Regions from separate parts of the Homo sapiens genome. Here regions 1, 2, 3, 4 and 5 are each linked to region 6. A link is a loop called in an ENCODE intact Hi-C map of the cell type or tissue named here. Cell type or tissue: GM12878. All regions are shown on one strand.

Region 1 (5,000 bases), 320 kb before region 6:
TCCGTTATTTGCAATAACCTGGATGAACGTGGAGGATGTTCAGGTTATATGTTAAGCAACATAGCCAGGCACAGAAAGACATATGCTGCATGATCTCACTTATATGTGGAATCTAAAAAAGTCAAATTCACAGAAGCAGAGAGTAGAATGGTAGTTACCAGAGGCTGGGGGAAGGGGGAGGGATGGGGAGATGTTGGTCAAAAGGTATAATGTTTCCGTCAGTTAGAATAAGTTTTAGAGATCTATTGCGAAGTATGGTGACTGTAGTTAATAATAAGGTGTTGCATATTTCAAAACTGCAAAAACAGTAGATTTTAAATGTTCTCACCACAAAAAATAACTATGTAAGGATGGATATATTAATTAGCTTGTCTGAATCATTCCACAATATAAACGTATATAAAAACATAACATTTCATCCCGCAAATATATATTTGTTGGGATAATCCCACAGTTATTATTTGTCAAGTAAAATTTTTAAAAATTAGAGATTTGTGCATTTTTATCATTACTTTGTGATTTGTGAATGGTAAATAATAAAATTAAGAGGTAAGGAGTGGAGAAACATGAACTTAAATAAAAACAATAATAATGCTAGAAAGAATACAACAAATCCTGCAGCCTCTTCTTCTTTCTCTTTCTTTGGTCCCCTCTCTCTCCCTCCCTCCCTTCCTTTTGTCTCCTTCCCACCTTCCTCCCTCCCTTCTTCTCTGTTTCCTAGTATTTCTCCTTATGTTTTCCTTCCTATTAACAGAGCTCAGGGCCAGGAGCAGTGGCTTATGCCTGTAATCCCAGCACTTTGGGAGGCTGAGGCGGGCGGATCACAAGGTCAGGAGTTCAAGACCAGCCTGGCCAATATGGTGAAACCCTGTCTCTACTGAAAATATAAAAATTAGCCGGCCATAGTGGCACACGCCTGTAGTCCCAGCTACTCGGGAGGCTGAGGCATGAGAATTGCTTGAAACTGGGAGGCGGAGGTTGTAGTGAGCCAAGATGGCACCATTGCACTCCAGCCTGAGTGACAGAGTGAGACTCCATCTCAAACAACAACAACAACAACAAACAGAGCTCAGATTATTTTAGCAATTCCATGGCTTGTTCTGCAGTGCTATGCTGACAGGAATATTTGTAATTTTCTTTAATTCTTTTGTGTTTAATAAGTTAATGAAAACCCCCATCTCTATGTCCTTAAGAGGCAAAAATCTTTGAAGTTTTGAAGCTTTTAGATGCTTCAATAAAATTCCTGTTTCCTCTCTGAGAAAAATAACAATTTTTCTCTCTTTAGAATGTGGAAATTGAACTGTATTCTTTTCATCGCACAGGTAAGTAATTGCGGAAAATGCAGATAAGAAGAAATTATGCAAAATCCTGCTAGCCATCATAACCACTCTTGTCATTTTGATATCAATTCTTTTAAATATAACTATTACATACAAATGTGTAGCCTTCTGTTTTCAACAGACATGTGATGTGACTGTTCATAAATGGGTGGAAGCGACCTCCTTGTACTCAGATCAAGCCATATATGTGTCATGTAAGAGTCTGAGGATGTGATTGAATGGCAGGAGGGCCTGGGGACTGGGAAGTAGGGAGAAGGTGGAAGTGCAAATGGACAAGGATAGTGGCCCAGGGCTGTATACTTTACTTATAGAACATCTCCGGTCTATTTATAGTAGCTATTCAGAGGAAGCAAAGGAGGAAATGGCATTTTAAATGGTAAAGTTATTATTTTTAATAGTTTGTTTCCCCCTAGGAATGCATGTTAACCTCATTACTGCATTGAAGACTCTTTGGAGGAGAAAACTACTTTTCATAGCTTAGTTTTTGTGAGGTAACTGCTAAGTAAGTAATTATAGATTCATTTGAAGGCATCATAACACCAGGGAAAGAACATAGTTTTAAAATCATGAAGACTGGGTCTGAATCTCATCTCTGCCTCCATAGCTATAGGGTCCTGGGAAAGCCCAGGACTTATCCCTGCAGCCTCAGTTTCATCATATGTGAAATAATATCATCAATACCTTGTAAGCTGCTGTGAATGTTAAATTAGATGAAATCTATAAAGTGGCTGATATACAGATATCATTCAATGAATTATAGCCATTGTTTTCTTTTTTCTTGTAGCCTCAATATTTATTGATTTCTTTAGGTTATACACACACACACACACACGCACACATACATATATATATATTTTTTGAGACAGTGTCTCATTCTGTCACCCAGGGTGGAGTGTAGTGGCGCAATCTCAGCTCACTGCAACCTCCATCTCCTGGGTTCAAGCAATTCTCATGCCTCAGCCTCCCAAGTAGCTGGGATTACAGGTGTGTTCCACCATGCTTGGCTAATTTTTGTGTTTTTAGTAGAGACGGGGTTTCACCATACTGTCCAGGCTGGTCTTGAACTCCTGGTCTCAAGTGATTCTCCTGCCTTGGCTTCACACAGAGCTGGGATTACAGGCATAAACCACTGCACTGGACCAGGTTTGTAATTTTTTACTGACTAATTTGGTTAAGCAAGAAATAAGTAACACTGAAAAATTAAAAAAAATAAAAAATAAAAAATAAAAAACAAAACAAAGCAAAAACCTGCCAGTTACTCTTTTGTTATGAGACAGAAGCACTCATTGATGGGCCCCTTACTGTCACAATAAAGATATGATTGATATGGCCAAAATTCAGCAACCACTGAAATCTGAATTTTCGCTTTGTCAGTAGCCACTTGGTAAATAACATCACTGTCACAGAACAAAACGCTTTCCAGTTTGTCCCCTGCTGGTGTGCTTATCCCGTGTGTTTAACTGAAGGTACCATGTAATTGGGGTGGAGTCCGTGCCACATGTTCCTGGAGTTCAGAGCTGCCCGGTCCTGTACCAGGGGCAGCCAGGTCACTCTGCACCAGCTGCATTTAACCCCCAAGGGTTTAAACTGCCTTGCACTTGGGGCAGAGCTTCCAAGGGCCACTAGGGGGCAGCAAACATGTGAGAAAGAGCAAATAGAAGAGAACAAATCCGACGAGGAAGACATGGAAGTCATACTCCTCAGGAAAAAGGTTCTGCCCTCTTCAAAGAACATGCTTGGGATGCTACTCACAGCACAGCAACAGAACTGGAGCTCTAGACATAAGGCTCCTGTTTAAGGGGAAAAAAAGGCAATTTCTTTACATCAAGACAAACTACTTTTCCTATGCCAATAATTTTCAAATATTCATCACTAGCCATAACTTCTCTTATCAGTTCCAGGTCCCTATGGCCACTTGAATGCCTCAGTCTCCTGCGACTCATCCTCATTATACTTCCTTGTAAGCAACCTAGTGCAGAGCCCAAGAACTTGTTCCCTGGAGCCACACTGTCTGGGTTCCAATCCTACTTCAGCATTTACCAATTAATGCTTTGGGCAAGTTAATTAATTTCTTAATTTCCTCATCTGTAAAACTGGGGCAAAAATTGTACCAACCTCTCACTCTTGTAAAAGAGGTTAATGTTTGCAAACTTTCTTAGAATAGTGCTTGGCACACAATAGGCACTATGTGAATGCTTGTTGAATAAAAATAAATAATTCTTGCTCCTTTTCACAGTTTCCTTCATCAGTAAATGGCACCTTCATCCACCCAACTAGATGAAACCTACAAGTCAGTCTTGATACCCCTGTGTCCCTCATCTCCCACATCCAAGCAATGACTAAGTCCTATGACTTCTATCTACTAAATCACTAAATCAACCTTACATCTGTCCACCTCTCTCCATCTTCACAGATACCATCAACTAGTCCAAGCCACCATCATTTCTCACCTGAGCCACTCCTATGGCCTCCTGGTATCTCCTCAGCTACTCTGGTGCCTCTCTACTTTATCCAGAATTTTTCAAACACAAATTTGCTGCTTCATGACAGCAGAAGTGATCTGCACAGCTTAAAACACTTGAAAATCTTATTTTTCTTAGAATGAAAACAATAATCCATATTGTGTCCTATAATGGCTAGTGTGGCTCATCTCTTTTCCTTGCTCCCTGTGTTGCACCTATCTTGCCACTTTTCGGTCTTTCCACGTGAAGTGTTTTCTTTTGCAATGGGGGCTTTGCATATACCAGGAACATCTTCCCTTCTCAGTGCCTACTTAACATCTCACGCTTCTGATCTTAGTTCAGATAGTTCTTTCTTCAGAAAGCCTGTCTTGATCCCTTAACCAGATTGTACCCTCTATTATCTGTCCTCAGAGCATGGTGTATACATCCTCCACAAATTCTTTCTCAACTGGGGATGCCTTTCCATTGCCTTTAGGCATTCATTGTTCTGATAAGAAGTCAGCCATAATTTTTTGTCATTATTCCTCTATATGCAACATATCATTTTTTCCTGTGGTTGCTTTTATATTTTCTTTATCTTTGGTTTTCAGAAGTTTGACTATGATGTGCCTGGGTGTGGTTTTATTTGTGTCTCTACTACTTAGAATTCACTGAGATTCTTGAATCTATAGATTGATATTTTCTCATTGTATCCCATATATTTCAGCTGTTATTTCTTTAAATATGTTTTCTGGCCCATTCTCTCTCTCATTATTCTAGGATTGCAACTACTCACATTTTAGGCCATTTAATAGGTCACTGATTGATGATGGGTAAAGTGTTTTTAAATATTTTTTTTCCCTGTGCTTTAGTTTGAATAATTTCTATTAACCATTCTTTAAGTTCACTAATCTTTTCTTTCAGTTTCTGTTCTGCTGTTAAGCCTATTCAATCCATTATTTACATCAGATGTTTATTTTTACTCTAGAATTTCATTTGTTTCTTTTTTATGGCTCCCATTTCTCTGTTGTAATCCCCCAACTATTTATTCATTCTGGCCATCTTTTTCTGAACATCCTTGAATATATTTACAGTAGATGTTTTAAAGTCTTTCTCTGCTAGTTCCAGTATCTGATCCATCTGTGGGCCTGCTTCTGTTGATAGTATTTTTTCTATTTATTTATCATATTATCTTGCTTCTTTCCATGTTTTATAACTC
Region 2 (5,000 bases), 170 kb before region 6:
ACCCTTTTCTTTGCCTGACAGCAGTCAGATCTTCTGGTCAGATGAGCTCAAAGCAGACCATTTTCAAACCTTAGCTAAGAATCCACACAGAAAGCTGTGCACACATTTCTCCGGATTTTACACTTGGATTAGTACCAACTCCTATATGAAGAAAACTCTCCGAGAATAGACTTGAACAGGCTGTGGCAGTAAACAGCAACAGCAACCAACCATGTGATGTTTCCAACCAGAGACTTGAAAGAAAACAAAAACTTTCACATAAACCAGCATCCATGGTTTCTAAATTAGCACAATGTCACCAAACCACAATAAAGGATAATTTTTTTACCTCAACTAATTGCCAGGATGTTCACCTCATTATTTTCAGTGAATCAGCATCAACTTGGCTCAGAGATGTTTGCTCTCTGTTCTATCCATCATGGAGATGACTTGACAAGTCCACATCTCTCATAGAGGTTATTGATGTAGCAATCCTTGTGGTGTGCTTTATCCTCCCCTGAGGAGTTGCTTTTTTTATACTGAAGACAAAAGATATTAAAATAGCAGTACACAAAGTTTCACATCCTGAGTAGATAAAGAAGCCTTGTAGAGCAGCTTCTACATGTCAGGTGCAATGGCAGCATATACAGACTCCTGTGTATTGTCCCCTTTTATTTTTATTATTTTTATTTTTTGTGAGGGGTCTCACTCCAATGCCCAGGGTGGAGTATAGTGGTGCAATCTCCATTCACTGCAACCTCCGCCTCCCAGGCTCAAGCAACTCTCCCCCCTCAGCCTCCCGAGTACCTGGGAGTACAGGTGTGTGCCACCATGCCTGGCTAATTTGTTTTTTGTATTTTTAGTGGAGATGGGGTTTTGCCAAGTTGCCCAGGCTGGTCTTGAACTCCTGAGCTCAAGCAATCCTCCTGCCTCAGCCCCCCAAAGTGCTAGGATTACAGACGTGAACCACCATGCCTGGCCTGTTTTGTTTGTTATTCCTAACAGTCCCCCTGTAGTCTGGGTAGCATGATCCTATTTTACAGAAGAAAGCAAAAAGGCTATGTTAGTTCTGTAATTTCCTTAAGTCTTGTTTCAAGCAGAAGACCTTGAATCTGGAGTTTACAGATGTCAGCTGCCCTAACCTTAAAGAGAAGAGTATTTGGTGGAGAAAGGAAAAGACATGGCATGAATCTTAAAGCCATCCTAGTAGTCATATTTATTAAGTTTCTAATGTACTCAAAATACTGTTATAAATAATAAGTCACAGTCCCAGTGCGTCCCTCCTAATACTAACCTTATATAATGGCGTAAAGTGAATGTTGAAGGTTTTGAGATGCATATACAAACACCTGTATTATCATAATGCCCATGCAACCGAATCTTCCACCTTTTGTAACTCGAGGCCCAGGAGGACCCAGGGAGGGGGTGACATGCCTGCTCACCTGCTCATCTCAGGCCACATGCAGATAAAGATTAGCAAACAGAGCACCATTCACAAATGGTCCCTACAATGCTGAGAAAACGATAACTTGAACCAATCCGGGGCTTTATCTTTGGGGATAGGCCTTCAACATAATGTCGGAAGTGAACGCACTATAACTAGGGGAGGAAAAAGACCGAGCTGTTGAAGCTATCTCACATAGTCTCTGCACAGGAGCAAATTGTAGCCAATAATACAAGATTGTCATTTGGACTTTCCTAATGACTAATGATGGTGAGCATCTACTTTTGTGCTTCTCTTCCATCCGTCTATCATTTGTAGTAAAGTGCTCAAAATTTTTGCTCATTTTTAAGTGGGTTGTTTGCTTTTATATTGTTCATTTTTGAGAGTTCTTTCTGTATTCTAGATACAATGTCTTTGTCAGATAAGTTTTCTGAATATTTCCTCCCCATGTGTGGCTTGTCTTTTCATTCTCTTAGTAGTTTCTGTCACAGAGTAAATGTCTTTAAAGTTGATGGAGTTCAATGTATCAACTTTTTCTTTCAGAGATCATGCTTTTGGTATATCTAAGAACTCTTTTGACTAACCAAGGTTACAAAGAGTTGTGTTTTGCTGATAAGTTTCAAGATTTTACATTTTACACTTAAGTATTTGGTTCATTTTGAATTCTTATTATTTTTTAGGTGTGAGCTATGGATGGTGACTTTTTTATTTGTTGGCTTGTTTTTGCACATGGGATGTCCAATTCTTCTAGCACCACTTATTGAAAAGATCCTTTCTTGATTGAATCGCTTTCGCAACTTTTCAATAATCGCTTGGTTAGATTTGTAGGGGTCTCTTTCTATATTCTCTGTTTTGTGCCTCTGATCTGTCTTTCTATTGTTTTACAAATAGTACACTATTTTGTAGATGTATACTGCCTTAAAATCAGGTAGTGTGAACCCTCCAATTCTGTCCTTTTTAAACATTATTTTGGCTATTTTCATTTCTTTGCCTTTTTATATGAATTTAGAAATGGTTGTCAATATCTACAAAAAAATTCCCACTGGGATTTTGATTGCAGTTGTGTTAAATTTATAGATGAATATCAGAAGAACTGACATTTTAACAATCTTCCAATTTCTGAATACCTTTCAACCCACAAACTTAGCATTTCTCTGCATTTGTTTAGGTTTCCTTTGATTTATTTCATCAGTAGTTGAAGTTTTCAGTATGCAAATTCTACACAGATTCTAAGAGTTTCCATGTAGATTCTAAGAGTTTCATTTTTTTGGTACTATTGTAAAAGGTATTGATTTTAATTTTGAATTTCACTTTGTATTAAAGTGTACCTGGGATTTGTTTTAATTAAGTATGCACATGCAGACATACAGACATGGAAATGCTTCTCATGAAGGGAGAAGTTTATACTCACAGAACCCTAGAAACAGGAGGCATGGCATACCGCGCAGGGCCACAGGGGGAGCTCCTGGGTCAATCAGGAGGCAGAAGCCTGGGAGAGCATGGCTCAGAGCCTCTATTTTGTATGCTGTGGTACGGAATGGCCAGGCAGGGCAGGCCAGTTTGAGCAAGTCTAGGATTTGATAGTTCCAATAATTTCAGTGGCTGTGGGCTACAGAGGTAGTCTCTAGTTGTCCTGTACTTGTCCCTGGGGAGACTTAGGGCAAGGGAAATTGGTTTGCTATGTGAGTTGGACAAAGGAGGTGGTTGTGGGCATGGACTCTGGATTGGTTGGTTTACATATGAATGGTGGGCTCTCAGACAAGTTGTTTGCCATCTCTAGGAATTAGCTAGCCCTGGGAGGGGCAGTTTCTTCCAAGCCTGCAAAGTCCCTAAGATGTCAAGGCACCACAAAATATGGAAAATAAAAAAACATAAAAACTCATTCACTGGTAGAATAGAAAAAAAATAATTAGTGTGTGTGTGTGTGTGTGTGTGTATTTTTTACGTATCCTGTGACCTTGCTGAACTCATTTATTCATTCTAGTAGCTTTTGTATAGATTTCTTGGAATTTTCAATGTAGATAATTATGTTGTCTGTGAATAGAGGATGTTTTATTCTTGCTTTCCAATCTGTATGCCTGTTGTTTCTTTTTTCTACCTTCTTTCACCAGCTATGCTTTCTATTTATTGCACGTATTTTTTATTTTATTAATTAAAAAATTTATTAATGAGCTTTTACTTTATGATAGGCAGTGTAAATATCAATCACACTAAACTTGTGGTCAAGTTAAACATGTAAGTACAATATGATACAGGTGCTGAGAGAGGGACATGTTATCAGTGTGAGAGGAGCAACCACTCTAATATGGCTAGGGAGGCTAGAAACGCCTCTATTAATAGAGCTTTGAATGAAGAACAGAAGTTTGTTGGGTGACCAAAAGACATCCGAAGAAGAAAGAAAAGCATACATGAAAAAGCAGAAGACAGAAAGAACAGAATGTACTTGGGAATGTACTTGGTGAAGAGTTCAATTTGACTGGAGCAAAGAGAGTGGTGTCAGAGAGAAGACTGGAAGCAAAGGTTTGAGACATACGTGATAGGCCAAACATGCCCTGCTCCAGCTGTTAGAATTCATTTGGCAAGTAATGGAGAACCCTAAAGATTTTTAAAGCCAGGAACGGAAACAACGAGATTTGTCATTTAAATATATAGCAAAAGCCATGTGTGGTGGCATGTACCTGTAGTTCTAGCTACTTGAGAGGCTGAGGTAGAAGGATCACTTGAGCCCAGGAGTTCAAGTCCAGCCTGGGCAACATCATGAGACCTTGTCTCTATTTTTTTTTAATTAAACATAAATAAATGAAAAACATATTGTGAAGCAAAATATACAGTGTATAAATTTTACAAATTATTATTTGTAATACTTTTAGATTATTAATATATGTTGATCAAAAATTAAAATTAAAAATTCAAAAAAGAGAGAGATGTTGATAACAAGTGTCAGATGAGGATGGCAGCTGGCTAATTTGCCCTCACCCACCTTTCCATCAAAATACTTATTAAAAAGCACGAGACTAAGAAAAGTGACACACAAGTATGAACTATGAATGCTTATCAACAATTTATCATATGCCAGAAAGTTTCTCACTAACCTAATCAAAGTGTGTTTAGGCATTAAAACACAGCCAGACCAAAAAAAAGAAAGAAATTAGAAACAAATGCCTTTAGAAAGGTGAAGCCTTCATTTAGGAACAGCAATAGAGGGTGATAATAAGAGTACAGACACAAGGCAAATCACCTGGGTTTGAAACTTCGATCAATTATTTACTTCTTTGTACTCTTCTGCAATTTATTTAAATTCAATTTCCTCATCTATAAAACTACTTATGAATATTTTTACCTTAAAAATTGTTGGCTGGGCGCAGTGGCTCACACCTGTAATCCCAGCACTTTGGGAGGCTGAGGCGGGCAGATCACGAGGTCAGGAGATCAAGACCATCCTGGCTAACACGGTGAAACCCCGTCTCTACTAAAAAATACAAAAAATTAGCTGGGCATGGTGGCAGGCGCCTGTAGTCCCAGCTACTGGGGAGGCTGAGGCAGGAGAATAGCGTGAACCCAGGAGGCAGAACTTGCA
Region 3 (5,000 bases), 130 kb before region 6:
TTTAGACTAACCCTGCTTGCTCCTATGAACCAACCAGCAATCCCTGGCTGCAGCTCAGAAAGAACAAAGGGGATAGGTAATGTAGAAATTCAGATCAATATTCTAGTTCTGAGCAATTATCCTACAAATCCTGCCAGGTAATGGAATAAATAGGATGCCCATCACTCGGAGGTTTCCTTTTGGGAAAGTAAGACCAAGGGAGCTAACAAAAGCCAAGCACCATGCACCCAAATTCTGTCAAGCATAAATATAGCTACCAGTTATCTGGGTGTGTCACAAGACATCCTTTTCTCTCTTGTTGGAGGAGGACTCAGTTCCACAGCTTCACTTTTGCATTCGGCTTATGATAAGAAGTCCATGCAACCCCCGCTGAGACACATTTTTGTCCCAAACTCAATTCCAAGCATCGGGTCAAAGCCCTAGGAAAGAAAACTGGATCTGAGGGATCCAGAGGCAGACAATAACAGAAATTAAAAGGCACAACACAGGTAAGCGTGGCTGATTCCTGCCGATTAAGCCAACCCCAGGCTTCCTGTTTCATGGATAAAGACCACATTAATATCCGTGGCATAAATGAGGTCTAGGGAATCCAAGGCTGCTGGCAGCAGGGGAGATAGGGCATATGTGGATAAGAGCGGATGATTCTCACCCACTAGGCCCCCTGCTTCATGGGTGCAAGCCGCTCTTCCACCCAAGGTGGCACCTGCCAAGGTTGCTGGGACTTGGGGATGCAAAGATGGAAGAGGAAAGAGGATGCTTTTCCCTCTCTCCCTCATGTACCTCTGAAGAAGGAATTTATGAATTTTACAAGTATAATCAAAGACAACCAAAAATGTTTACTTTTTCCTTCCAAAGCTAACTGTAGTGTAGCCCCACCCCGTAGTGTAAGTTAGAGAAAAATACTAACTGCCTGTTTTTCCTTTTGTGCTCAGCGAGCCTTATCTGTACTTGCTAGTTTCACATTCCTTGAGGCTCAGCGAGTTCCTGCTTCACCTCCCTAGCACAGCTGCAAAGTTACAAGGTTGACACAGAAATGGTTTATACAGTTAATGGTTTCCCAAAGATGTGAAACATGTAATATAAATAAATGTAAAAGACTGATCAACTGCCTTTGCTCTCACTTCTGTAAGTACACTTCCTGCATCACATAGTTCCCGGCCACTGGCTGCTTAAAAAGTGGCTGTTTTCTTTGTCCGGGGCTCAGACTTTCCTGGACGCTAGTCCTACTGAGCCAGGTGATCACCTTTTAATAAAGACCTTTCCTGGACTCACTCTGTTCGGTCTCTCCCATCTTTGATTGTCCCACAATACCTTGGGTATCTTCTAGGAAGAGAAGGGAACCAGGGATGCCTGCCCCCCTCTTTCTAGATGGGTAGCCATTCGCCTTCAGTCTGTACCCCTTTTGAATGCATCCTGAACCTCTAGGACTCCTTTTAAAAAAAAAAAACACCTTCTTTTTTTCCTTTCTCCTCCTCTGTCCTCTTCACTGATAGGTAATTGTGTCTTCATACTATGGGACACTCCCCTCAGAAACATCCTCCAAACTGGAAAGAATTAATTTCCCAAACCTTAACCTGGCTGGCTTAGGAATGGGCTCAGGGGAAGGGAACCCAGAAGACTGACATGCTGGCAAAAGCGTAAAGTTTTTTCTTAACCAGTTGGGCTTTTGGCCTTGTGCAAACTGGTAAAAGGCCTTGGAATTTTTGAGCTGTTCTTACCCCTCTCCTTGTTTTGTTTTGATACATGTTTTCTAATAAGCTGGTTTGTCTATTCTTGCCTTCAGGCCATCAAACTACAGTCAGTCATGCAACAGGAGCCTCTGATGACGACCCTTTCTGCTGGGAACCCTTAAATAGGCCTCTGAGGGAGCTCTGACTGCGGCTTCCCCCAAAACAGCGCCCCCTGTCAGCAGGAGGCAGTTAAGATCGCTCTTCTTCCTTATCCTTATTCTAATGGCAGTTAGATGTACCTCTCTAGAGCGGGGAATGAGACAGCCAGGTGGGAGGGGGTCCCCAGAGAAACTCCAGCTGGCCTGCACACTGGGATGGAGCCACAATAGTTCACATCCTTTGCAGCAGGGAGGAGCCAGCTCCTCCTCTTCTGTGTGGAACCTGGAATTCAAGCCGCTGGCGGCAAGCACTCTAGCAGGGACTCTGACTTGTTGAGGATCCCTGTTTCCCCCTTTTTCTCCCCACTTTTCACCGAATAAAACTTTGTCTTACCCACCCTTCAAACCGTCTTTGAGCCTAAATTTTCATGGCCCGGGGACGGACAAGGACCCTGTCTTTAGCTGAACAGACCTGCAAAATATTGATGTCTTTGCCTGTAACTCTTGCCTCCCCGAAAGGTATAATACTCAACTGCAACCCAGCTCCCTCAATATTTTAAATCTTTATTGTAAAAACATCTTATTTTAAGAAATGGGATGTGCAAGGGAAATGGTAATTATGTTCCCAAAGCATCAATAATTTCAAAAAGAGAATGCAGGGGAAGATTGCTTTCCATAGTTTTAGCATAGAAAGTTTAATACTCTATCACAAACAAGGCACCTTCTCCCTGTAGCCCTCTGCAGCTTTCAGAGCACACTGTGATACAATTTCAAAAGGAAGCCACTTTTATAAATTCATACCCACCCTGGTGTGCAACTGAAAAAAGTGAAAAAGTAAAACCCACTTTCTCAGGACCTCTTGAGACTGTGTTCCCCCGCCATGGTCACTCATATTGGCTCAGAATAAACCTCTTTAAAATATTTTACAGAGCTGGTTTTTCTGTTAACAATGCCTATTTTATCAGTTATTTTATTCATTTACCCCTGAAATCTTAAAACAGACTTAAGGAAATTCACAAATACCAATAGATAAGATAAAGCTACGTTAACAATAAGTAAGGAAGGAAATATGGGCAAAAGAAAAATAAAGCAGAGAGCTGGGATGCCAGATGGCTTGAAAGTCAAACATATGTAAATAAAAAGCATTAATAATCATCTTAATTATATTCTATGTTATATTTTATTTCAGATAATGGAGCTATTTTTTTCTTTCGTTGTCCAAGTGGAAGATGTTAAAAAAGAAACCCTCAATGGTAATGCAGTTTATACCAACTTCACACAATCTGTTACACTCATTGATCCGTGGAATAATCATGACACTCAAATGAATTTGTATGCTGGTATTTACTATGGGAATGTAAAAAGAATATTACACTAGGTTTTGACAGATTTGGGCTAACAGGTAAATCTTTATTGTAAAAGATTTTATTTTAAGAAATGGGATGTACAAGGGAAATGGTAATTATGTTCCCAAAGCATCAATAATTTCAAAAAGAGAATGTAGAAGAAGATTGTTTTCCATAGTTTTAACACAGAAAATTTAATACTCTATCAAAAAGAAGGCACCTTCTCCCTGTAGCCTCTGAAGCTTTCAGAGCACACTGTAATACAATTTCAAAAGGAAGCCACTTCTATAAATTCATACCCACCCTGGTGTGCAACTGACAGCTTCAGAGGTAACATTATTGACTGCTTACACAAGAAAATCTTCATGCAATGCAAATTTAAATTTCCAAGCATTTAATATTTTTTCAAGATATTGTAGAACCAAAAATTAGTAAATATTTTTTAAAGTCCAGCACCCTTTTGAGAAAGAATAAATCTTCTTATTTATGGCCTTGCTTTTATCATATAATAGTTGAATCTGTGTAATATTTTCTTAAGTAATAAGCATAATAACAAAATTAATACCTGTGAATCTAGCACTCAAATTGTGAACTCAGATCTTCCTAGTCTCACTGGAGTTACCTGAGTCTTACAACCCCACCACCTGCCGCACCAGAGGTAGCCATAGCACAGAAATCCATAGCTTTTATGTATGCGTAGATCTTTAAACATTATGTTGTTCCCCTTTACTTGTGCTTGAGTCTTAGAAAAAGGCACAATACTTTATTTAGTTCTCTGTAATTTGATTTTATTTATTTACCATTTTAAACTGAATAATTACTTCTAAGATTCATCCATTTTGTTCCATTTAGCTACAATTTATTATACACTAGTGAAATGAGTATTTTGCATACTAAATAAATATTCTACATTAAATAATAATTCATTCTCTCATCAATCAATATCAGGTTTTTTCCAATATTTTGAAATACCAAATAATGCTACTATGAGTATATTTGTATATATGACTTCTGGAACACATATTCATGAAAATATACTTGAGAATGAGATTTCTGGATCACAGGAAACTCAAGTATTTAACTTTTTCAAGTAATGCCAAGTTGACGCTCCCATAGACAGCGTGCATTTTCTTCTTTTGCATTCTGACACTTGGTATTGTTAGAGTTCTTATGTATTTACCCATTTAACAAAATTATGTTCTCGTTTTGAATTTCCATGACTACTAAGCATCCACTAAGCATACTTCCCTATCACTCTATCTATCTATCTATCCATCCATCCAACTATCTACCTATCATCTACCAGTCATTTTTGTTTTGTTTTCTATAGAATGCCTGTTCATGTTTTACTCCTTTTCCCAGTGGATTGTCTTTTATGATTAAATCATAAGAATTTTTATATTTCTGGATATTAGTCTTTGTTGTAAGTTCTCTCAGATGATGGCTTATCTTTTTGTTTTCACTATGGTGTCTTTTGGAGAACAGTAAGTCTTAATTTTAGTTTCTTAACTTTTATGTTGGTGGCTTTTGGGTCTTATTTAAGAAAAAATTTCTTAAAGTCAGAAAGATAGTGTCCTATATTTTCCACCAAGTGTTTAAGTATGACTTTTATATACCTTTTAAGTCACTAATCCATTAAATTTTCTGTATGGTATGAGAGAGAAATTCAATTGCATTTTTTTCCATGTGGATAAGCCAATTACCCCTGCACCATTTATTGACAAATCTATCCTCCTCCCACTGATGGGCAATTGCACCACTGTCACATATCAAGTCTCCTTCTATGTATTTGTTTGTTTCTGGGTTCATTATTTTGTTGCCTTGGT
Region 4 (5,000 bases), 500 kb before region 6:
CTATATCTAGTTACTAGGTAGAAAGATGTTTCACGTTCATTCATTCATTCATGTATGTGATGATTAAACACCTATGTGGGTGCTGGGGGTAGGATGATAAATAAGACAGAACTCCCTATCCATGTTGGCCTCATTGTTAACCTTCAGTCCACTGTCTACTCTGTACCTTTGGGTCACTAGAATGAAGAGGAGCTTCTCTATCAGGGGGACAGCAACCTGGCTTCCAGAATAGATCACTGGCTTCTGGACCTCAAATGGAGAAGATAACCACAAAACCTAGGATACATCTGGAGAGAACCATAGTTATTGTATTTTAGAAAAAGGAACCACACTTATGACACTAGCCTAGGACAAGACATGAAGTTCATGCTGAAAATACCTGGGTGGATGGAGGAAGTGATCTCAAATCGGAATTGCAGCTGTCCACTCACATGATCTGTTGGAAGCCTGCGGCCAAGTGTGTAGCTGACCACCCTATCCCTAGAAGGAAATAAGCACCATCACAGTTCTGGTCAATACCTCTCTTCCTAATGACCATGCAGTGTGCTTTCTATACCAGTGGGTGAGGCAGGCAAGCCCAGGGAAGTCCTGATGTGCTCAACAGCAATACAAAACTGTAAGGAAGTCCTTATCGAATACAGATGCCCCTTGAACTACCATGGATTATGACCCAATAAACTCATCAAAAGTTGAAAATACTGGCAATTCAAAAATGCATTTAATACATTTAGCCTGCCAAACATCATAGCTTAGCCTAGACTACCTTAAAAGTGCTTGGAACACTTACATTAGCCTACAAGTATGCAAAATCATGTAACACAAAAACAAAACTATTTTATAATAAAGTATTGGATATCTCATGTAATTTATTGAATACAGTCTACTGTAGAGTACAGTATCACTTGTTTACCCTGTGATCACATGGCTGACTGGGAGCTATGGCTTGCTGCTGCTGCCAGCTTCACGAAAGTATCGTGTTGTGTATCGCTAGCCAAGGAAAAGATCAAAATTCAAAATTCAAAATTCGATGTATGGTTTCTGCTGAATTCATTGTAAAGCAAAAAATGGTTAAGTTGAACGGACTGTCTGTATTCTAAAGCAGGGGTAGGGTAGGCAAATTACAGCCTGTGGGCTAAATGTGGCCCACCACCTGTTTTTGTGTGGTTGTGAGCTTTTTACATTTTAAATTGTTGGAAAAAGAAATAAAAGAAGAGTAACATTTTGTAGCATGTGAAAATTATATGAAATTCAAATTTCAGTGTCCATAAATAAAGTTTTATTGGAGCACGGCCATGCTTGTTAGCTTACGTATTATCTGTGGCAACTTTCATGCTATATTGGTAGAGTTGAGTAATTTAGACAGGGACTGTGGGCCTTGCAAAGCCTAAAATATTTACTACCTGGCCCTGTACAAAAAAGTTTGCCAACCTGTGTTCTAAAACAGAGAGAGAGAGAGAATAAAAAAAGACACGGATGTCCTTGGCCTGCTTTTCCTGTGCAGATTGCCATTTTCCAAATATGTCCTCAACGATGGACAGTGCCAGCAGATGCATATCTTGTGGTATATATGTAATGTCTAAGAAAGGATGCTGTCATGGTTACTGGAGAGTCTGTGGGCGCTACAGAATGGCACCTGCTCCAGGATGGAGCAGAGCAAGACTCGTGGGCTGAATTCTTTGGCTTGTGAGTTCCACTTAACACCAATTGCAGGGCTCCACATGTAGGGACCCCAAGTCTCCACCCTGGATTTTCATGCCATCCCCTCCACCCCCTCAAAGCAATTTCTTAATTATAAAAAGAAAACTTTCTAGAGGCAATCAACCTGAAACTTTGCTATTATATTTTCATTAACAATGCAGCTTCAGCAGAGTAAATTGCCCCTTACCTGGGCCTAAATAGGAAGAGTGACCACCTTTGGATATTCAGGAGTTAACAAACCCAGGGTACCCAGTAATAACAAACACATAGCCCCAAACCAGTTGTTACTCAGATGACTCTGTATTTATTCCATTTATTAGTTTGTGACATGAAAATAAAAAGATAAATCACTGGCTGATAGTGTTTTAATGTTTCTTTCTAGAAAACACTGGCATTATGAGACAACCTATATCCCAACAAGCCCCGACTTAAAAATTGTTCTTTGATAAGCCATGATTTAGTGTTTGGAGTTCCTCAGAAGTCCATTAAGTAAAGCATTATGTGCAGAAAAAAATAGGATGAGCTTCAGTATTTTGTCTGTTTAGAAAGAGCCTTTGGTCAATATTATGAAGTAGGTCTATTATGACCATAACAAAGACATCCCGAACCCAAAACTTAATTGAAATCAGGGGAGGCCTAAAGACAATCAGACAGTGGCACAAAAATTACATTTATTATGCTTTGCATTTACTTTCAGGGCTTTTCTTTTTTTTGCTTTTCACCCACTTAACAAATATTTTTTGAGCCCCTGCCATGTGAAAGGTGCTGCAGTTGATACAAAGCATGTCATACATCGCCCCTGCCTTTAAATAGCTTATGTCCAGCTGGGGGCATAAGGTAGGACCACTAAATAATGGTTCAAGACAGCCAGTGACACTTCAATGCGAAGGTGAGATGGTTAGAGTTACAGGCAGACAGCCAACAGAAGCCTGGGATTTTACAGGCCAAGGAATCGAAGGAGGATTGGAAATGAGAGTGCATGTGTGCCCAGGGGGGAAAGGTGCAAATATCTCAGGGCAGGGAGGCAGCCAGTACAGGTGGAGCCAAACGTTTCAGAAACCACGGATGCAGGGGGCTTTATGGGGAGAGCATGTGCTGAGGGCAGAGGGAAGCTGCGGTGCAAAGTGGATTCACTTTTGTTGTGGGTGCACTCTGGGGTTCTGCCATGGCTCAGGCTGCATGGCCACTGCTTCCATGGCCATCACCCCAACACTCTGCTCCTAACCACGGTGGGACACCTCCGGAGGAGGCAGCACTGCAGAAGTGGCCCCCAGGGGCTGTGGAAGCAGAAGGCTTTGGAGGAGGAGCTGCTCTGCGCCGCCACCAGGGGGCAGTCTATCATCCCATCAAAGAGGGTGGGAGGAAAAACGCCTCCATGGCTTGCTGTTGTTGCCTCTTGGAGAGGTGTAAGCTCAATCACACTCGATCTGTGCTCTCCATTTCCCTGGGTGGCAAGAACACTGGGAAAATCATAGCTAACCTTCTTTTGGTCGGGGACACCCTTTTCCACCTCAGGTACTTGCTTTCAGCTGGGGATGTGCCTTTCCACAGTGGGAGGCTTGGAGGGCGGGACAGTGCTAAGAAGATAGGAGCCGGCAGCTTGGACTTAGGAGAGAACTCAGCATGGGAGGGCAGAGGGGCTCTGCGGCTGCAGCGAGCTGGAGAGAGAAGTTCTGTTCCTTACGTACGAACTGGTATCTATCTAATGCATGCTGGGCGGCAGTGCACTGGGTGCTGGGGTAGAAAGAATCCCACACAGCCCCTGTTTTTGTTCTCCAGCCCACCCCCTGGCAGAGGTGCTAACAGCTGTGAGAGCAGCCAGTAGGGCAGAGAAGGAGAGAAATGAAAAGCATGGCCCACAATAAACTACAGAATCAGTCCTAGGAACCCTGAGAGAAGCCTGTTGTGTGGGGATGGCCCTCGGACTTTGGAGAGACACAGGTGTGAGTCTGAATTCCGGCCGGATCTCTGCCACCCACAAGCCTTGGGTTTACATAATTATTGATCCTTTTGAAGCCTTGTTTCCTCGTGCAGGAATGGTGATAATGCTGTCACAGAAGCATTATGAGGACTAAATGAAATAAAAAAGATCACAAGGAATACCATTTTCTTTTGTGTTCCTACTACGTGCCAGTGGCCGTGCTAGGTTCTTTATGTACACTTTTTGTCTGTTTAATCCTCACAACCATGAATGGCAAGTGCAAACACTGCATGTGACACGTGACTGCAGCTCCATAAACTCAGCTCCCTTTGGCTGGAGAGTTAGTGGCAGGTCTCTGTGCACCCTGCTGCCTACACACCATAAGGTTCCAATTAATAATAAATGTCTTTATGATAATTATCCGTGATTCCAAAGTCCTTCTGATAATCCAAAGAACTTTAAATTAAGACACTTGGAAATTCTGCATATTTTTTTCTCATTCTTTTGCTATCTTTGTAAGGGTTACATTGTATATAAGTATATGTTTATCAATAGAAAGCTTTATTTAGTGTTTTCAAATGTAGTCCCTGTTACCTAAAGAAATACATATTATACATAGGGCTGTTATCTGGTCATAGTCCACTTTAATGAGAACCATGAGTGGACATGAATGTAAAAGAGACAAAACAGAAACCCATTCTCATATACAATTGAATTCTGTGAGCATCTTAATTGCTGTCATTCCATGAGAATCATGCTTTCAAATTCTTATCCATGTTATCTAGCATCTGCAGATACTAGTGTCTTCTAAGTAAGAAACTCTACAGTAGTTACCCAGTATTCCATCTTGTTATGGAAATGTCACATATGATTAAATCTTACATACCAGACTGGCATATGAATGAAATAATATTCTTCATAGTAAAACAAACTTTAGTTTCTACCTGTACAGAAAAATGCCCCATTGAGGGCTTCTTTTAATACTGTTTAATATTTTTAATAGGATTTTTTACTCTCTTGGGTAAGTAACCAGTGTTACACATCAAGTGAAAAGGGATGGGTTTGTTTAATATAACAAACACTTATGTTGGCTCAGGCAACATAATTAGTAGGAAAAACAAAGGAAATATAATGATACCATTTTGACTCTCTGTGAGACTATACTATTGCAGCCTACAGGCCACCTTTGGGCACGACCTGTTGGTGGGAACCTAGTGATAGTAAGATCTCAGTCACAGGTTTACCCTATGGCGTGTCTCTCCAGGAGTCTTTGAACGGGCATCGACAGCTTTCCCAAGAAGCGCTTGATGATGGGGCGGCTCTTGGCAAACTTGTCCTTCACCTCAATTTCCAGCACGTCAGTGGGCAAGGACACAAAACT
Region 5 (5,000 bases), 110 kb before region 6:
CTGAGGGCACTCCATTGACACTCCTTCCTTCTATTAAACACCTAAGTCTTAGGCCAGGTGTGGTGGCTCACACCTGTAAGCCCAGCACTTTGGGAGGCTGAGGCGGGTGGATAACCTGAGGTCAGGAGTTTGAGACCAGCCTGGCCAACAATGGTGAAACCTCATCTCTACTAAAAATACAAAAATTAGCCGGGCGTGGTGGCATGTGCCTATAATCCCAGCTATTTGGGTGGCTGAGGCAGGAGAATTGCTTGAACCCAAGAGGTGGAGGTTGCAGGGAGCCAAGATCGAGCCACTGCACTCCAGCCTGGGCAACAAGAGCGAGACTCTGTCTCAAAACAAAACACAAAAACAAAAAAGTAAGTCTTCGGGTTGAGATTTTTATATAAGTAGGACAGGTGAGGTAGCATGGCTCATGCCTGTTACCACAGAGCTTTGGGAAGTCGAAGTGGGAGGATCACTTGAGGCAGGAATTCAGGACCATCCTGCACAACATAATGAGACCCCCATCTGTACCAAAAAAAAAAAATTTATCTGGATGAAGTTTGTGTGTGCTTGTAGTTCCAGCTACTCGGGAGGCCAAGGTGGTAGGATTGCTTGAGCTCAGTAGGTCAAGGCTGCAGTGAGCCAAGATTGCACCATGCACTCCAGCCTGGGTGACAGAGTGAGGCCCTGTGCCAAGACAACAACAAAAAAGACAAATAGAAAGCAGGGAAAAGTGGTATTGCAGAAGCCAAGGAAATATAGAACTTTATAATTTATAAGAGGCTGTCCGAAATTCAATGTAGCCAAGTTTCTGCTGGATGGGACCTGAAAACGAGGTGCTGATTTTGGGGGAGAACATTGCTGGTAACTTCTGACCCAGGGATACTAACAGCAAAACCAAATGGTAATGGATTGAAGAGCAAAACCAATGGATCTACTGAATGTAGATTTTGTTTAGTTCGGTCAAAACCTTGAGTAAGATTTTAATAGGAAACCAATAAGAAAGAATGGAATTCCGGCACATGAACAAAGACAGGCATAAAGGCATAGGAAGGGCTTTTTCATCTTTTCATTTTTTAAAGTGAAGTTTTATGTCATGTACTCAATGTGAATGTAATATTCTTTCTCTTTTGAAAATAATTGTTTTTTAAACTTTGTCTTTAATTGTGGAATGAAGGGTAATAGTACAGGAAAAGAATTAGAGCCCCTGAAGTTAATCCTTCATTGCCAGTCACTTATTTGGCTAACCCTGACCTTAGGGGGCACAGTTATGAATTATTTTAGCATGGCATAGAGAAACAACATTTTGCAGTAAAGAAATGCTTGAATCATTAACATTTAATATAAATAAGTGCACATTCTACATAGTCCTTTTTGCTTTCGAGAGCATTTGGGGTTAGGCTGCACTCGTGAGCTATAGTCCATCTTTGTCCAAATAGCAATAAAGAGGATAAAAAAGAAAAATGGGATGAAGCATTAACTCCCTTCCCCTGGCCACCTGTTCTAAACCCTTCTGGAAGCAGCAAAGGACAGAAGGAGTTATCAAAGTATCAGGCTTTGTAAATTGCTAGCAAAGACAGTTCACAACATCATCTCACCAGAAGAGCTCCAGCATCTTCCCATCCTAGGTTTTCTGCAGTGAAGCAGCAACCACCAGGGGAAGCATCTGGAGCATGGCTGTGGGGTACACAGCAGGTCTGCGTTTTTCAAGGCTTGCTCCACTGTTTTTATTTATTTATTTATTTTAAACAGGGTCTCACTCTGTCACCCAGGCTGGAGTGCAGTGGCATGTTCTGGGCTCACTGCAACCTCCACCTCCCAGGATCAAGTGATTCTCATGCCTCAGCCTCCTGAGTAGCTGGGAACACAGGCTTGCACCACCATGCTCAGCTAATGTTTGTATTTTTATTAGGTTGGTGCAAAAGCAATTGCATTTTTTTGCCATTACTTTAATGGCAAAAAAAACGCAATTGCTTTTGCACCAACCTAATAGTGGAGACAGGGTTTTGCCATGCTGGCCAGGCTGGTCTTGAACTCCTGGCCTCAAGCGATCTGCCCACCCCGGCCTCCCAAAGTGCTGGGATTACAGGCATGAGCCACCGCGCCCAGCCCATTGTTTTTATTTATAACCCTAAGACTATCCCTCAAACCCTTCCCAAGCTCTGCCACTATCCTATTTAGAATCTCTTTATTTCTGTGTGGCTTTCTTAATGAGGCTAGAATCTGTAACGAAGACATTTGTGAGGGAAACAGGCAGAGCTTAAATATTATGGAGACTTTCCATCATTTGAATGCATTCTAGCCATATCTTTAATTACTTGTAAATATAATTGGGAGTTATTTTTTTCCCCTGATTCTGTCAGTCAGCCATATAGCTCCTATTTATCTTGTTAACCAAGATGCTTAAAACTTTTCGGGTATGGCTGGGCGCGGTGGCTCATGCCTGTAATCCCAGCACTTTGGGAGGCCAAGGTGGGTGGATCACCTGAGTTCAGGAGTTCGTGACCAGCCTGGCAAACATGGTGAAACCCTGTCTCTACTGAAAATACAAAAATTAGCCGGGTGTGGTGGCATGCGCCTGTAGTCCCAGCTACTTGGGAGGCTGAGGCAGGAGAATCACTTGAACCCGGGAGGTGGAGGTTGCAGTGAGCCGAGATTGCGCCATTGCACTCCAGCCTGGTGACAGAGCAAGACTCTATCTCAAACAACAATAACAAAAAGAAAACCAACCAACCAAAAACAAAAAAAGCGTTTTGAGTATGTATGGCATAGACCTTCTTCCTGTTTTTAAAGCTTCTTAATACATACAGGTGTAGCTTTCATGAGTATATATACATTTCGCTACAAATGACTATTGGTTTTATTCTAACACAATAGATTGCCTTTTAAAAGACGCCTACCTTTTCATTTCCTTACAGTCTTTCCTCATTTTTCAGACCCAGAATCTCCACAAAATGCCTTACTCTACTATTCAGTGGGAAAGTAGTAATGTTTAACCCTTATGAAACATCTCTCGGTCAGGTTTCAGTCCCAGTGATACCAGAACCAGGGAGCGAAGGTGGTTACAACTGAGTGATGTAATTCCCTAGAGACATGGGTTTCCTTTGTCTCAAGCCTGGCAGCCTAATTAATATGCTGAAAACACCTTAACTCTAACTGGGCTTGAGACATTTGCAGAAGATGACTTTCAGCTGCCTGCAGGAGCGGCCAAAGGAGCCTGGGCCTTGCTTTTTACCAATCTTAACATCATCTCTCAGTCTGCAGACCAGCTTTCCATTTTACCACATTGTTGACATCCTCCTTCAAGAGCTTCACTTCACAAAAAAATGTGGTGCTCTCTTTTGTCTTCTTAGTCTCATGAAGCATTGGGATAAAAGCCTGAAAGCTTTGCATCTAAAGAGTTAAAATAATTTGCATGGCAGAATCTCAAATCTCGCTGCTTCTCCCTGCCAAAGAGGGAGAAAAAAAGAAAGCAATAAGGAGGAAGGGAAAGCGGGAACATCACTATTAGAAAATCAATCAGTTCCTGGAAAATAATCCTCTTAAATCCTTTCCTAAAGGTGGGGAGAGCCCTCTTATCAGGGTTTTCAGTGAAATCTATAGCAAGGTCTGGCAACTCTGTCATGGTTGATAGTCTGCATTTAGTCCTATTTATCTGGATTTCAGGATCATCCTATGGAAATGATCCACGAGTACAATTATAGGAGTACTTAGTAATTTTATCCTTTTACTCATTAATATTAATTAGTGCTTGGAGGGGAAAGAGGACAGGGAACAGCTTCTCATATCCAAACTAATTAACTTCGTCTAGCTTGTATGAAAGTGAGAAAGCACTTTATTAAAAACCATAAGGTAAGCTCTCAAGGGACTTTTATTTTCTGCTTAGGCTAAACTATGATAACATTTGGCTCTTAGTGAGCTCCCTAAAATTGCCAGAAAGAATAAAAAAAATTGTGGCCAGGAGATTAAAGACTCCTGCATGGTTTCCAAGACACCCACTGTATTGGTGGTAACGTACGTTTGATGTTTTTATGCTATTCTGGAAAATGAAGGGTAGTTTCCAAGCCACCTATTTAGGACATAATAATGCTAGAAATGAAAAGGAAGATTAAGGCAATGGTAGTCATTGTTACTTCTTTTTAGTAATATATGTTGATACGTCATCTATTGACACTGAAGCGGTGAGTTAAAATCCTTTTTAATCTAATGCCTAAAAAATGTATTCGTCTCCCAGTTAGAATTGGGAACATTTTAAATTATTTATTTATTTTTTGAGACTGAGTCTCACTCTGTCACCCAGGCTGGAGTGCAGTGGTACAATCTCAGCTCACTGCAACTTCTGCCTCCCAGGTTCAAGCGATTCTCCTGCCTCAGCCTCCCTAGTAGCTGGGATTACAGTTGCGGGCTACCATGCCCGGCTAATTTTGTATTTTTAGTAGAGACGGAGTTTCACCATGTTGGCCAGGCTGGTCTCAAACTCCTGACCTCAGGTGATCCACCCACCTCGTCCTCCCAAAGTGCTGAGATTACAGGCATGAGCCACCACACCTGGCTGGAACATTTTTTTAAACCAAAGATTTCATTAGACATATATTCCCCCTGCTGAATCCCACATTCTTTGACTTTTTTCCAGTTTTTCTTTTTTTTTTTTTTTTGAGACAGGGCCTCATCTGTCACCCAGGCTGAAGTGCAGTGGTGCAATCATGGGCTCACTGCAGCCTCGACTTCCCAGGCTCCAGTGATTCTCCCACCTCAGCCTCCCAAGTATCTGGGACCACAGGCATGCACCACCATTAGCCTGGCTAATTTTTTTTTTTTTTTTTTTAAGATGGAGTTTCCCTCTTGTTGCCTAGGCTGGAATGCAATGGTGCGATCTTGGCTCACTGCAACCTCTGCCTCCTGAGTTCAAGTGATGCTCCTGCCTCAGCCTCCTGAGTAGCTGGGATTACAGGCATGTGCCATCATGCCTGGCTAATTTTTTGTATTTTTAGTAGAGATGGGGTTTCACCATGTTG
Region 6 (5,000 bases):
AAGCTTCCAGTCATAGTGGAAGGCAAAGGAGGAGCAGGCACATCCCATGGCTAAAGCAAGAGCAAGAGAGCGAGGAGGGAGGTGCCACACACTTTAAAGTGACCAAATTTCATGAGAACTCACTTACTATCATGAGGACAGTACCAAGAAGATGGTGCTAAACCATTCATGAGAAATCTGTTCCCCGATCCAATCACCTCCCACCAGGCCCCACCACCACCAATGGGGATTACATTTCAATGTGAGATTTGGTGGGGACACAGATCCAAACCATATCAACATATTCCAGAAAAGCATGAAAATGAATCAGGCTTCTAGGGTATTGTCCTAGGTCCTCCTCCTGGTTCAACTTTCAGGTGTAACAATAGAGAATGCATTCTTCTTCCTAATAAGCGCAAGCCTTGAGGCCCATCCTCTCATGATGGAGCTGCATTAAAGACCTCCCCTGAACCTGGCTTCATTGCATCCACAGTCTCCTCTCCTACTTGATAATTCCCAGCAGCATAAATACATATTGATCTCTCAGTTTGCAGTGCACACACTTACAGACACTCATACACACAGTGGCCTCTTAATTCCCTATCTTCCTCTAGCTATTGCTTCATTTCTCTACTCCCTAGCAGAAGAAAACTTTTGGGAAGAACTGTCTAGGAACACGGCCTCTACCACCTCAGCAAACATCTTCTCTTTAGCCCACTCCAGTCTGTCTTCTGCCATCAACACTGAAATAAAATCACTTTTGTCATCTTGCAGATGAATTCCAATTGCCACAATCATTGGGTACTTTCCTATCCTCATCTTCACCTCCCAGCAGCATTTGACAGGATGGCTGGTTTCCTCTTCTTGAAATGCTCTCCCTCTTGGAATCTGTGGCGTGACAGTCTAATGTCCTCCTCGACAGGCTACCCCTCTCCTCGGGGCTCAGTTTCGGGTTCTCTTCTTTCATAAGTACTTGCTGTGGATAATCTCATTCATTTTAATGGCTTTAAATACACTCCATCTGCTGACTGCTTCCAAATTTACATACTCACATATCCATTAGCCTGCTTGCCATCTCAGTTTCGATGTCCAATAAGTATTTCAAATGTAGCTTCTCGAAAATGGGTATCTTGAGTTTCCTGCATAATCTGCCTTCACCTCTCACAGGCTCCCTAATCACATCCTCTCTGTTACTCAAGCTAGAAACCTGGGAATTATCCTGTTTTCCCCTCTCCTGCATTTCTACAACCAAGTCCTCACCAATTCCACTTCTGAAATATGTATCTCTATTTCCTCTAGTTCTTTCTGTCCTTGGCCACCATTCTGATTTGGGCTACATCATCTTCAGCCTGGATTTCTTCCAGAGACCCTTAGCCTGTCTCCCTAGATCCCTTCTTGCCCCTTCCCAGCACATTCTCCTTACACTGGCATCCCTTCCTGTCATTCCAAACTGAATGCCACTTGGGACTCAGGATATGTTATGGGGGTAGAGTCAAAGGAGTTGCTTATGTGGGATGAGAAGGGAGAAATCAAGAATGAGTAGGATTTTGCTGGAGCAATTTGATTTGTGTCAAGGTGGGAAAGTTTGGATGAGGTACAAGTTTGGCTAGTGGGGTAAGGGATAGGGGTGATCAGCAGTTCCGTTTTCAATATGCTAACCCCGAAATGTCCATTAGTCAATCAGAGGTAGTCTATGGTTGGAGAAATGTTAGACATATTTGTTGAATGAATAAGCGAACCAAGCTAGGCTATCAGAGAAGCAAATTTACAGGGAGAGATTTGGAAAAGTTGTTAGGCTATGATCTACTGAGACTTATGTGACGTTCTAATGGAAATCTCGTATTATTTGGAAACATGGGTCTGGAGATTAATAGAAAAATGAGACCTAGATACACAGACCTGAGGGTCATCACTGCATATTTAAATTATGGAAGAAAATAAGATGGCTCACTGAGACTTCTAGAAAATTAAAATATTTTCATGTCACATTTTTTATTCAAAAAAGTTAGTGTTATTGAGTCTGATAGAGGAAAATATTGAGCATCGTCCCTGGCTTCTACCCACTGGAAGGCAGTAGCTCTCATCATCCCTCACCCCCCTACCCCAGCGTGACAACCAAAAATGTCTGTAGGCATTGCCAAATGTCCTCTGGGGTGGGAAGGGGATCATCCCTGGTTGAGAACTACTGATTAGAAGAATGTCAATGAGAAAATCAGTAGTTCTTTTTAGTTACCGAAATGTAATATTGGGGAATATTGGAAAAGAGTTTTTATCCTGAAAGATGCTCTTGGAAAGGATTTTAGAATTAAGCTGGCTGCATGTACCCAAGGATGTAGGGTTGGAAAAGAAGAGGATCAAGGAGGGAACACTGGCGAGAGCAAACTGACCCAGGGCGGAGGGAGAGAAGCCCTGGACACAGTGATAGGGAGGCTCAGTTTTGTTGGCAGCCTCTAGCTTTCACTCAGCGTTGCAGACAGCCTTTTCTCCCCCTGCAGTAATCCTGTCTGCTAGCCACAGGCTGATGGCTTTGGCAGAAACAGACAATGTCCCCAGCATTGCTGTACCTGATGGTTTATTATTTCATTTGAGAATTTCAGTGCAATTCACCTGCTGCCCCCTAGTGGAGCGGCTTGCTGATGCCTAGTAAACTGTAGCAGTTCCTCATGTGAGTTTAAAGGCTGAAACTGTAAAGCTGGCTCTGAGCTTGAACACCAGGGTCCAGAGACTGGAACTCGTTAACCCTCTAGCTTTCTTCCTGTCCTACCTCCAAATTGCATGCCTAATGCTTACTAGCGACTCCACAAACGTGGAGGAGGTGAGTGCACAGACCGTCACCGGGGCCAGCAGAGGAACACAGGGGCAGGGTAACACGAAGGTTGGAAGTAAGGTAAAGAGTAGCCCAGGGACATTCCACTGAGCACCAGGGAATATCTCTCTATTTGCCTTAGCTGTTGCTGTTCTGGATGCCCTTTGTGGAAAAAACGAGAGGACAGCAGCTGGAAGCGACACCATCCTGTTTCAAAGGCAAGATGGAAATGTTATTCACTAATCTAGACCATGGAATGACACTGCTCCCTAAAAATTGCAGTTGAAGACAGAGCATCTATGTTTGTGTATTTGCCAGAAAAACACTAATCGTAGCAGAATTCCTTAGCACAGATTTAGAAATATTGAGGGGCAAATCCTGCCCCTGAAACATAATTGCATATGGGAGGGTGGAGGCAGGTGTAGAAAACAGTTATCTGAGGAGAGTGGGAGGGCAATCCCCGTATCATGAATGTTACAAAGGCCCCTACTCATTGAACCTCTTTAAATAATAAATTTTTAACTTAAAAGTCACACTACACAAATTATGAAAAAATCGTATTTTTAAAAGATCACAATTTATTTACATTAGGGTCATCCATAGTGCACCAAAACTATTTTTGGTTTCCCAAGAAAAAATATGTATGCATAAATCTTCATGTTAAATGGCCAGATTCTAAGTATATAATGAGGGTAGAATCAATGGGATTTTTGGATTTGCTCGCAGGTTGGATGTGAAAGGGAGAAAAGGTGGGATGTCAGAGTCAAGAATGACTCCTTCCAAAATAACCTAGTAAGATGTCTCAACATCTTCATGTTGTAGGGAATGAGTAGGGACAAGGGAATTAATTTCTAATTCAAAACCTGAATCAGTTACATAATTGGTTTAATTCCAACTCATAATGATTTTCTGCCATAGTAAAAACTGGAGGCATGAAGTGATAAAATGTATTATAAAGAAAACTTTGATGGGACAACCCCTTCGTAAAAGTGAAAGTACTCTCCTTTATGACATGGTTTTCTGACATGGACTAGATATCTGGTTTTGCTATCTAATAATTGCCTAATTTGGGATGCATTTTATAATAAGTTTCTCCATTCATGAATTGAAAACAGAAAACAGTCACTCTGCCCACGTACTCTCACTAGGTTACCTGCATATAGAGCCTCTGTCTTAGCTCAAGCTCCTGTTAAGAAATTAACAAACAGCGTTTCTTCAACGATTCATCTCTCACAGTTCTGGAAGGTGGAAAGTCCCAGATCAAGGTGCTGGCAGATTTGGTTCTGGTGAAGACCTGCTTCCTGATTTGTAGTCAGCCTTCTCCTTGGAGCCTCACATGGCAGAGGGCAGAGAGAACACTCTTGCGTCTCTTCTTATAAGAGCATCAGCCTTATTCATAAGGGGTATACCTTTATTCCCTAATTACCACTCAAAGGCCTCACTTTCTAATACCATCACATTGGAGGTTAAGCTTTCAACATAAGAATGTTTTTTTCTCACATCTGTAGCAGCCAGATCAATACATGAATACATTCAGTCTGTACTATCAAAGGACAATTTGTTACCTGGAGATACACTTTGCAACCTATTAGTCAACTGAGGATACTGAGTAGGCAGTTGAATATATTCATCCCCAGTGTTCATGAACCACTGATTCCACCTCAAGTCTATCTTTGACACACAGCATTGTATGACTTCTCAGGGTTAAAAATAATTATCTGTAGAGGTTTGTCTAAATAATATGCAGATAACCAATTCCTCTGGAATTTCAACTTTTTAATGCTTAGATCAAGCCCAGCCTTGAAAGAGCTATTTGCTGGGATTCTAACACTTTGGAAGTTTTAAAAATTTTTTACTGAATTGCACTTCAACGTAACATTGGCCTATACCATACCCAATGAAATTGGTGATTTTACCTCTAGGAATGTTAACATAGATTGCGCCATTATACAATTTTCATTATGAAGCCCCAGGCCTTAGTACACTTCAGGCCTTAGTACCAAGATAGTGATGCATCTTCTAGATTATCTGTCTTACTTTGTGAAGACTGATCCATGCAAGTGAATCTTCTTTCTTTCCAAAGAAAAAAATGTTCAGCCTGTAATTCTGGCACTTTGGAAGGCCAAGGTGGGCAGATCACCTGAGGTCGGGACTAAAAATACAAAAATTAGCTGGGCATGGTAGCCGGTGCCTGTAATCCCAGCTATTTGGGAAA

Evidence for each region. A loop is a pair of places that touch in the nucleus more often than their neighbours do. Peaks named below come from ENCODE experiments on the same cell type or tissue, not always from the same donor. Only the 100,000 strongest peaks of a DNase experiment are listed, where the experiment ranks them.
Region 1: it touches region 6 in a loop (11-fold over the local background); 93 of 110 quality-filtered maps call a loop at or near these places.
Region 2: a loop joins it to region 6, with 8 times the contacts of the local background. A loop is called at or near these places in 49 of 110 quality-filtered maps.
Region 3: it touches region 6 in a loop (2.9-fold over the local background); 2 of 110 quality-filtered maps call a loop at or near these places.
Region 4: a loop joins it to region 6, with 6 times the contacts of the local background. A loop is called at or near these places in 18 of 110 quality-filtered maps.
Region 5: a loop joins it to region 6, with 3 times the contacts of the local background. A loop is called at or near these places in 3 of 110 quality-filtered maps.

The regions. Positions count from the first base shown.
Region 1 is chr7:43,259,420-43,264,419 of GRCh38, reverse strand. The region is part of intron 3 of HECW1 (HECT, C2 and WW domain containing E3 ubiquitin protein ligase 1); the gene reads right to left. Among named protein-coding and RNA genes, the nearest start is that of MIR3943, 110 kb to the right of the region's middle. In GM12878, a CTCF peak has its summit at 2,963 (motif pointing right); a DNase peak (open chromatin) is centred at 3,059.
Region 2 is chr7:43,106,471-43,111,470 of GRCh38, reverse strand. No RefSeq gene overlaps it. Among named protein-coding and RNA genes, the nearest start is that of HECW1, 3.7 kb to the left of the region's middle. RefSeq lists an enhancer at 3,070-3,584. In GM12878, a CTCF peak has its summit at 2,876; DNase peaks (open chromatin) are centred at 383 and 2,890.
Region 3 is chr7:43,068,772-43,073,771 of GRCh38, reverse strand. It overlaps LOC107986790 (a long non-coding RNA gene), which reads left to right. Exons shown (of 3, transcript XR_001745189.2): 2 at 1,784-1,918; 3 at 3,018-4,971. Among named protein-coding and RNA genes, the nearest start is that of HECW1, 41 kb to the left of the region's middle. RefSeq lists a silencer at 148-442. In GM12878, a CTCF peak has its summit at 1,902; no DNase peak of the experiment used is centred here; H3K27ac peaks cover 983 bases.
Region 4 is chr7:43,438,009-43,443,008 of GRCh38, reverse strand. It overlaps HECW1 (HECT, C2 and WW domain containing E3 ubiquitin protein ligase 1), which reads right to left. Exons shown (of 30, transcript NM_015052.5): 9 at 4,864-5,000; 10 at 380-480. Among named protein-coding and RNA genes, the nearest start is that of LUARIS, 82 kb to the left of the region's middle. In GM12878, a CTCF peak has its summit at 3,026 (motif pointing right); a DNase peak (open chromatin) is centred at 3,038.
Region 5 is chr7:43,052,988-43,057,987 of GRCh38, reverse strand. No RefSeq gene overlaps it. Among named protein-coding and RNA genes, the nearest start is that of HECW1, 57 kb to the left of the region's middle. In GM12878, no CTCF peak of the experiment used is centred here; DNase peaks (open chromatin) are centred at 3,077 and 3,837; H3K27ac peaks cover 1,267 bases.
Region 6 is chr7:42,939,039-42,944,038 of GRCh38, reverse strand. No RefSeq gene overlaps it. Among named protein-coding and RNA genes, the nearest start is that of MRPL32, 9.2 kb to the right of the region's middle. In GM12878, a CTCF peak has its summit at 2,599 (motif pointing left); a DNase peak (open chromatin) is centred at 2,598; H3K27ac peaks cover 813 bases.